2 separate regions of the Homo sapiens genome follow, and region 2 is linked to region 1. A link is a contact called in ENCODE Hi-C data. All regions are on one chromosome and are shown on one strand. The core of a region is the stretch at or near the end of the contact, and the rest is flanking DNA. Distances in the headings are between cores, read along the strand shown.

Evidence for each region. Hi-C counts contacts between places; a loop is a spot of excess contacts on that map. Pooled maps may share reads with other maps.
Region 2: a loop to region 1 is called in a pooled map of right cardiac atrium, with 3 times the contacts of the local background. The contact joins two enhancer-like sites. A Hi-C loop is called at or near these places in 6 of 168 maps with a recorded cell type or tissue (dorsolateral prefrontal cortex, heart left ventricle, heart right ventricle and 1 more) and 5 of 50 pooled maps.

What each region holds. Positions count from the first base shown.
Region 1 is chr20:59,570,170-59,574,476 of GRCh38, reverse strand. No RefSeq gene overlaps it. Among named protein-coding and RNA genes, the nearest start is that of PHACTR3, 32 kb to the left of the region's middle. RefSeq lists an enhancer at 1,846-2,387. Within about 2 kb of position 2,521, at least 9 of the 41 ENCODE cell types and tissues checked have a DNase peak (open chromatin) inside an H3K27ac peak, as active enhancers do; they include dorsolateral prefrontal cortex and ovary, where a contact is called at or near this core.
Region 2 is chr20:59,832,914-59,837,279 of GRCh38, reverse strand. It overlaps PHACTR3 (phosphatase and actin regulator 3), which reads right to left. Exons shown (of 13, transcript NM_080672.5): 9 at 720-775. Among named protein-coding and RNA genes, the nearest start is that of SYCP2, 99 kb to the left of the region's middle. Within about 2 kb of position 1,359, at least 8 of the 41 ENCODE cell types and tissues checked have a DNase peak (open chromatin) inside an H3K27ac peak, as active enhancers do; they include dorsolateral prefrontal cortex and ovary, where a contact is called at or near this core.

The DNA.
Region 1 (4,307 bases), core at 1,272-3,771:
CAGCAAGGGCCATGAGGGACAAGGGGTATTGGTCTTTCCTGCAGCCACGTGCAGTGGGGCATCCACTTGGCTAAGCCACCTAGCCCCACGTTTGAGCCCCACTCACTCCAGGGACTCTTTCAGTTCCAATGGGCTGAAATCCAAGTCCTTCTGGCTGGAGCAGAAAAGGTACCCCTTGGCCACTGGAGAGACCAGGAGGAGGGGTGGTGACAGACATGGCTGAATCCGAGAGTTCCACTACCAAAGCTTCAAGGGGCCACCTCCTTCCTTGGAGCTCCAGAGAAAGCACCAAGCCGAGTTTGCTTGGACCTCCTCACAGCACCTCTCCCCAACTCTGAACTGGTCCTCGTCACTAAGGGATGGGAACTACGGGTTAGCCAGGCTGGTGGCACGGAGGAGGATGGAAGTGGGGTAGGATCAGCTCACCTGAACCTCCTCTGCTGAGGCCTGGGGAGAGGAGGTTCTCCAAAAGCTGCTTTGGTGCAGCTGCCTAGAAAGGGGGAGAGCTTGGGGCAGAGCAGACACCAGGCTCTCCACGACACTGCGCTTCCAGGCCAGGCCAGCTCCTCATGCAGAGCCCGAGTGGGGGTAAATGGCCAGAATGACTGCGATGAGAGCTGCCTGGACAGGCACAGGGCCCCAGGCTCAAAAGGGCCCAGACTTGGCTTCCCGCCCTACCACCACCACCTTGCAGCTCTTCATAATTTTTGAATAAGGGAACTGTACTTTCATTTGCATTAGACCCCTGGCAAATTCCGTAGCAGGTCATGGCTGTGAGTGACCTCCCTGGACACACACCAACCCAACAGCAGTGACTTGCCAGGTTCACTGTATCTGTCTATGCTGGGAGTTTCTTCAGCATCCTTATGACCCGCAGGAACCAGCTAGGATACCTTCACAACGTTTTCCCTGCAGGCATGGAGTGAGGACTAGGGGTGATTTCCTGTAAGCCTATAAAACCCGGTTGCCCTGCAACTTGTGGACAAGTGAGACTTGAGTTCATGGAACCCAGTGTATGTATATATGATACAGACCTCTGTGTGTACAACATCACAGCTCGGAATGACCCAAAGCTTTCTCAGTGTTGGTTGGCAATGTACCTGAGCTCCACAGGGTCACTAGGCTGCCTCAAGGATCAGTAAGAGTGCTGCAATTGATTGGCAATGTCTGATAAGGGCAAGGGCCAGCAGAGTGGGGCATGGGTGCTACATAGTTACCAATCTTTCTGCTGTCTGGGAGGAAATGAGGACTCTGCTTCTAAGAGCTAGAACACTTAAAGAACATGTTGGGGTAAAGGCTGGCTATCACTGAGGGCAGAGACTGTGTGTAATCACCATTCAAAATCCCCAGTACCACACAGACTTCGGTTCATGGTAGATGCTCAATAAATAATTAATAAAGAAAGATCTAAAAGGCACCACAAAGATGAGGTTTTACCATAAAATGATGAAAATGGTTTGGAACAGGTAGAAGTAGTGGGCGCACAGCATTGTGAATGTCCTAAATGCCACTGAATTGTTCACTTTAAAAGGGCTAATTTGGTATTACACAAATATCACCTCAAATAATTATTTTTTTTTAAAAAAAAGGAAAGGGTGGCTTATGCCTATAACCCCAGCTGCTCAGGAGGCTTCAAGCTTCAACTCGCTTGAAGCCAGGAGTTCAAGACCAGTCTGGGCAACATAGCGAGACCTCATCTCTACAAAAAATTTAAAAAGTAGTTGGGTTTGGTGGCGCAAGGCTGTGGTCCCAGCTACTCAGGAGGATTGCTCGAGCCCAGGAGTTTGAGGCTGCAGTGAGCCATGACATGCCACTGCACTTCAGCCTGGGCAGCAGAGCAAAACCCCATCACTAAAAATCATAAACACATAATTAAAAAATAAACTAAAATAAAGGAAAGAAATCCTCCTTTTAAAAAAAGCCACTGTAAGTTACTCAGAGTGACTGGAATGATCCCATCTTCTTCATCATTATCATTCCAGTACAGTGCAGTACAGTCTTTTCTTTTATAATAAAAATCAATGACACGTTTGCCTTCTCTCCACACACACAAATTTTCCCTCCAAATCTTCCAGGGGCACTGACCCTAGAGGAGAAGACACTCAGCCCCTCTAAGCAGCCCCTGGGCTGCACCCCGGGGGCCCCAGGACGCAAGACACCCAGACCTGGGCCTGACCCCAGAAGAATTCTCCGTGAGCGGCCTGCATCCCCTCATCCCAGGCTCCATCCCGCATCCCTGCTCTTGTTCCTTTCTCCTTGCGTCATCCCCGTCTCTCTGGGTCCCCGAGGTCGCAGCTGCTGCTGAATTTTGTGAATCGCTCTAAACTGCCTTAAATCCTCTTTGAGTCACGTGGCAGATATCCAGGAGCGACGGCTGTTTTTTCTGGGGCAGGCGCTGTGGACTGTGGGCTGGGCTTGTCCTGGCAGCGTTTCCACCCTGCCTCAGGGACCCCTAACCCTGGGCTTCTCAGCATCTTGTAGGAGGGGACACAGGTCCAAGGTCCCCCGGGCTGTGGGAGACGCCTTGCAAGGCCAGACCCTCGGCGGAGCTCTGCCTCCAGCTGTAGGATTCTCAACCGCTCTCTCCTTCGTCAGCGTGCTGACTGAAGTTAGGAGTCTGAGCGGTCCACTTCCCCCTGGGAAGCCCGGGGTGGGTTTCTGGATCAGCTCTGCCGGCAGCACTGGGGAGAAGCGGGCAGAAACCTTGGGTATTTATTTCCTGGAATCTGCAACCCAGGGAGGATCCAGACGCCCTCTAGTGGCCACTAGGACGGGTGCAGGCGAGCCTGCCCAACTCTCCCCAATTCTGGTGGGTGGGAGGTGCCCCTGCTAGGGGTTCTCTGATGTGGGGGCTGTGGTCAAAGGAGCCTGCAGCGGAGGCATGCAGGTGCTGGATCCCTTTGAGCTTTCTAAAATTCATCCAGTTTTTCATTCTAGTCAACATGTGTCTATATTCTTTTCATACACATCACTTTCTCACCAAACAGTTAAGTAAAAATCAATGCTCTGGAAGATGCACGGTGTGTACCCAGGGGCTTCAAGGGCCACTTCCGAGCACCCCAGGGTACCCACCCTGCAGCATGGCCCAGAGCCTCCTGTGAAGAGCTATGGCCTGTGCCGGGCAGGACTCTGCTCTCCCCACTCCCTGGTCCTGTCCCAATTCCCCGTCCTTGCCCCGATGCTTCTCACTTCTCTGACAGTCACCTGCTGAATTCAGGTGTGGGTCTAAGCTGCTTTGAACCGTCTTTGACACATTGTGGGACTATCCATAAATTGTTAAAAACAAATCGTCAGCATGTAAAATGGTGCAGCTGCCTTGGGAAACAGTCTAGCAATTCCTCGAAAAGCTAAACATCAAGTTGCCATATGACCGAGCAATTCCACTTCCAGGTATGTACTCAAGAGAACTGGAAATATTTTTCCCCAGAAAAGCAAGTGCATGGCTGTTCATAGCAGCATTCACCATAATAGTCAAAAAGTGGAAGCAACTCAAATATCTGTCAGCTAATGAAAAAGTCAGGGGTAGTACCCTAGTCCCTCAGTACCCATGGGGGGTTGATTACAGAACACCCAGGGATACCAAAATCCACAGATGCTCAATTTCTTTATATGAAATAGTGTACTACTTGCTTATAAGCTACATACATCCTCTTGTATCCATTAAATCAGGGATATCCAATCTTTTGGCTTCCCTGGACCGCATTGGAAGAAGAATGGTCTTGGGCCATACACAAAATACACTAACGATATCTGATGAGCTAAAAAGAAATTGAAAAAAAAAACCTTTCATAATGTTTTAGGGAAGTTTATGAATTTGTGTTGGGCTGCATTCAAAGCTGTCCTGGGTCACATGTGGCCCACGGGCTGCCCTTTGGACAAGCTTGCTTTAAATCATCTCTGGATTACTTATAATACCTGATACAATGTAAATAGTCATTATGCTGTATTGTTTATAAAATAATGACAAGAAAAAAGAGTCTGTACATGTTCAGTACAGATACTCCATCCCTTTCTTTCAAAAATATTTTCAATCTGCAGTTGGTTGAATTCCACGGATGTGGAATCAGCAAATTTGGAGGGCCGGATGTATACCCATACAATGGAATATTATTTGACAATAAAAAGGAATGATGTACTGATCCACACTACAACACAGATAAACCTTGGAAAGATTGTGCTAAGTGAAAAAAAAATCATAAAAGTCTATATCGTGAATGACACCACTTACATGAAATGTGCAGAAAGCGCCAATCCAAAGAAACATAAAGTAGCTTAATGGTTGCCAAGGGCTGGGGAAGGGGAGGATG
Region 2 (4,366 bases), core at 110-2,609, 260 kb before region 1:
AATCCAAGCCATTAGAAGACACTTTCTGTGGAAAATGTTTTAAAAACTGAAAATGACTAGATAAAGAACTATTGGAGAAACACTTTTTCAAGAGGTTTGGCCACCCCTAAATCACTGACTTTATGGAATATTTAATGGAATATAGTGCCCTAGAGCATGGAGGTTACTCATGAACACCTATGCTCAGCATATGCTATAATTGTCCACCTAACGGGAAATGCAAGGGGTTGCAAGGCTGGGAGCAACAGAGGGTCCTGGAACCTCAAAGTCCTGAGCCACAGGAAAGCTTCTCATGGCTTCACCGTTTCCCTGAGCTGACTGCTTTATTCCTCCCAAGTGTAACAGGCAAGGGGCGTGTCCTTCTCTAGTGTGTTCATGCGGTTCATGCTTTGTGATTTCTATAGCCATGAAGAACCCCGACCCAAACTGCCAGGAAGACCTGCTTGAAACCTAACGCACTTAGACATATGGGACTAACCCTGAAAATAAAAACATCTTTATGCTAAGAGGAAAGGAGTTTTTTTAAATTAAAAAAAATGTTTCTAGGTATATCAGCTTTCCTTTGGGGCTTGCTTTCAGAATTCAGCAGCAGCTCAGGTTTACTGGGAGCATGGAGCATTCCGCTTGCAGAGAAGGGCTGGGTTATGGGAACTCAGGATTTGTGCAACAGCCTCACCACACGTGAAGGAAAACCTCTAGAGGAATCACCAGCTACTCACGTTTCAAGATATTTCTTCTCTCCAGCTCTTCCACGGCAGGTCTTTGGCTCAGCCGTCTGCGGAAAAACACTAAAATTACATTTTGCACCATAGTGGCTGCCTGCAAATTCCACCTGGGGTCTGCAAGGATGAGAGGTGGCTGGCAAACCCCTATAGATCGCCTCCCAAAATTGGAAGGAGAGAAAGTGAACCTTTGGTTGTTGCCTCTTGCTGGCAAAATCAAGTCAGACTTCCAGGTGACAGTCAAAGCTCTCCCGTCACAGAGCTAATACTAGACTAGTCCTTGCTCCAGCTCCACATGTGCAGGTCTTCATTTTTCTGATCTGTCGCCCAAACCTTGCCTGGTCTGGACTGTTCACCGGAGCAGTGTGTTTAAGCAGCGAGGAGATCTGTTCAGGAAATTCTTTTTCCTGCCCATTGGCTTAGGGAGGGGTGGGTAGCACCACCTGTTTTCAGGCTTCTGGATCCAGAGATGCTGGGAGATTCATGCTTCCCAGCACTGCCTCCGTTGTCAGCACGGGAGACACCAGCCTTGGGAGCACTGATCTCTCCTTCCGGCTTTCTGCCTGCTGAACTGCTGAGTAGAGCCGCCTGTGCCCAGCCCAGCACAGGGGGAGTGTCTAAAGACGTCTAAGGGGCCTCCCGCCTCTTGTCAGCAAGCATGCAGCCCAGCTCGAGCGCTGAATAAAAACTGGGAATCTCTTCCAGCCAGCGCAGCTAACAGAGCTGAGCCCACCCACACGCATTCCCCTCCCACCATCAGCCCAGACGGAGTGTGCGATATGAAGACAAATTATTATTTCTTTTTCAAGTGGTCTCTCATTGAGGAAGTTGGAGGATGCAGCCAACAGTCACCACCAAAAAACATAAAGGGCTTGTCAGGAGAAGGAGGCATCATCATCCAAAATTAATGCCAAGCTCTGATTATTTTTATGACTACAATAATATTGTCCTTGGGCCAGAGCCAGAAACCTTCCCACTTCCAGATCCTCTAACCACAGCAGGGAGACAACAGGGCCCAGTATTTGAATGCCTAGAATTTAGGGCCATAATATTTTGCCCCAGTGAGGATGTTGCCTCCATTTAAAAATTATTTATCTCCTATTTATAATCCTTGTCCCAGCAGAAAGCCTAGGGCATTGCGGGGCTCAGCCACTCCTCCCTCCCCACTAGAACACAACCCTTTGTGGTTCTGCTCCCCTGGGGGCTTTGTCTTCTGGCTCTGTGGGTGGTTGCTTCCACATCATATCTCGATGTTCAGTGAGACTTGAACCTCCCCCCCTGACAATTCCTGGCTGGAATCCTCCCCAGTCCCAAACAATGTATGCAAAGCCTAGCTCACTTAAGTGTTGCTTTTGCAGTCTAGTCAAAACACCCCAAAGGCCACTCATTCAAGCACTCAGGAGATGACTATGACATATTTGCTATGTGCCAGGCACTGTTCCAAGCCCCCAGAACAGAGTGCTGAGTATGGGAAGTCTTCCCTGCCCTTGGGAAGCTCATAGTCTAGAGCAAGCTTGTCTAACCCGTGGCCTGCAGGCTGCATGCAGCTCAGGACAGCTTTGAAGGAGGCCCAACACAAATTCATAAACTTTCTGAAAACACAAATTATGAGGGTTTTTTTGCAATTATTTTTAGCTAATCACCTATCGTTAGTGTATTTTATGTATGCGGCTCAAGACAATTCTTCCAGTGTGGCCCAGGGAAGCTGAAAGATTGGATGCCCCTGGTCTAGAGGTAAAGGCAGACAAATGAACAAAATCATCTGAGAGAGTGGTCAATGCCGTGGAGGAAATGGCGGATATGGTGGGTGAGTGGTTGGGCAGGGGCAGATACATTCAGAATCTGGCAGAGATACATTTCGCTGAGACCCAAATGAAGAGAAGAAACCAGTGTGGGAAGACCATAGCGTCTCTTAACTGTTCACACACTGGGCTTAAACACTGAGGGAGTGAGGATGGGGGTGGGTAATCAAGGCAGGCTTCATGGAAGAGGAAACTTCTGAGAGAGTTACACAGAATCCACTTGGTACAGCAGTGTCTGCAAGGGTCTTGGAGAAGGAATTAGGTAAAGGAAGAGAAATCATCAGGAAATTGGAGTTGTCTGGGGTCTCCCCTTAGAGCTGGGCACCCAGCATTAGCTCGCTTCTGAATGTATCTGAGTCTCTGTAAACAGGGAATGGTAAGAGAACCCAACAGCCTCTGTGTGTGAATAATGGTGGGGCAGACCACCATAGGAAAAGCAGGAACAAGCCAGATTCCTGGCCCCCATGCTGCCCACAGAAGGGCTCGGAAGCAGGAAGGAGATGGGATGGAGGGGGAAGGCACACAGGCACTTTTAGAGCAATAGAAATGAAAAATCCCTGAAGCCCAGCAAGAGTGAGCGCACCATGAGTCTTTTACCCATGAAAAGGTACTTCCTTTGCACAGCTCCTCTGGCTAAGAGGGAGAGGCTGTGTATAGGAATGGGATCTTGGGAAGTAAAACGTGGAGTCCTAATAAGTAAGCAACAATGAGGAAGGGGTCCTAGGTGGGGGAGAAGAATTGTTCTGAGAGCCAGCTAATCACAGACAACCCACTGGCATGACATCCTATTTCCAAACACCTTGTTCCACTCGAAGACCCAGCAGTACTATCTTATCTGCACATAAGCCCCTCTGGCACAACCCTATAAAACTTCCCTCCAGCGCCTGCCTCTTTCCAGCAGCCCCTTCTCTACTGTGCTGCCCATTGCACCCTTGCAACGGATCTTCATACTTTCTCTAATAAATTTGCCTTTCTTTACCTATAACTGCCTTGGTAAACTCTTTCACTGTCCGCGATGCTGGCCCCAGCCATTTGTATTTTGTGTGTGGCTCAAGACAATTCTTGAGCCAGCTGCCCAGCCAGGAACACCCATAGGGACACCTGAGGAGTGAGGCTGTGCATTTCCTCAAATCTGAGAAGTACCCCAAATGTCCCTGGAGGCTAGTGTCCACTGGCATGGCCCCCGAACAAGGCTTCCCCCCGCCCTTTGTTGGAACCTTGTCTTTCTCATCCAAAATGAGAATTAGTACCAGACCCTCTTAATGAGCATTAAATGAGATAATGCACAAAAATGTTTGTGACAATGCATGCTTGGGATATAGTAATTTCTCAAGAAAACCCAACCTGTGACTTGCCAGCTGATCGCGGACCATGTTCCCAGAAAAGCATTTCATCCAACTGGTACACCTCAGGAAAGCGTGGACATCAAGCCAGCAAAAACTGTGCAATTGGTCCCAAGGCACAGAGGCAGTCTGGTAGTGGTCCAATCGCTCACTGCAGGGCTTCATCTAGCTGCCAAGCTTCTCACTGAATGTCAACAGGGTACCCCTGAATGGTCTAGAATATGCAGTCCTCTGGGTAGACACAGCCCCGGAGGCACAGGGTTGTAAACAGAGCAAAAGGGTGCTCAGGCCAGGACCCCACTGGCTTGTCACCAACCTGCCTCTCTACTTACAGAGTGCCAGGACCCCACACCTGGAAGGGTGGATGCAGAACCCTAGACAGTGCTGTGGGCCCCAAGACCCTCCCTGTGGTTCTCACCAGTGGAGGGGATTGAGGTGAGCAAGAAGACCCCTGACTGCCAGGTGAGGGTGCTAAGCAGGGTCTTAGGGTGGTTCTGCC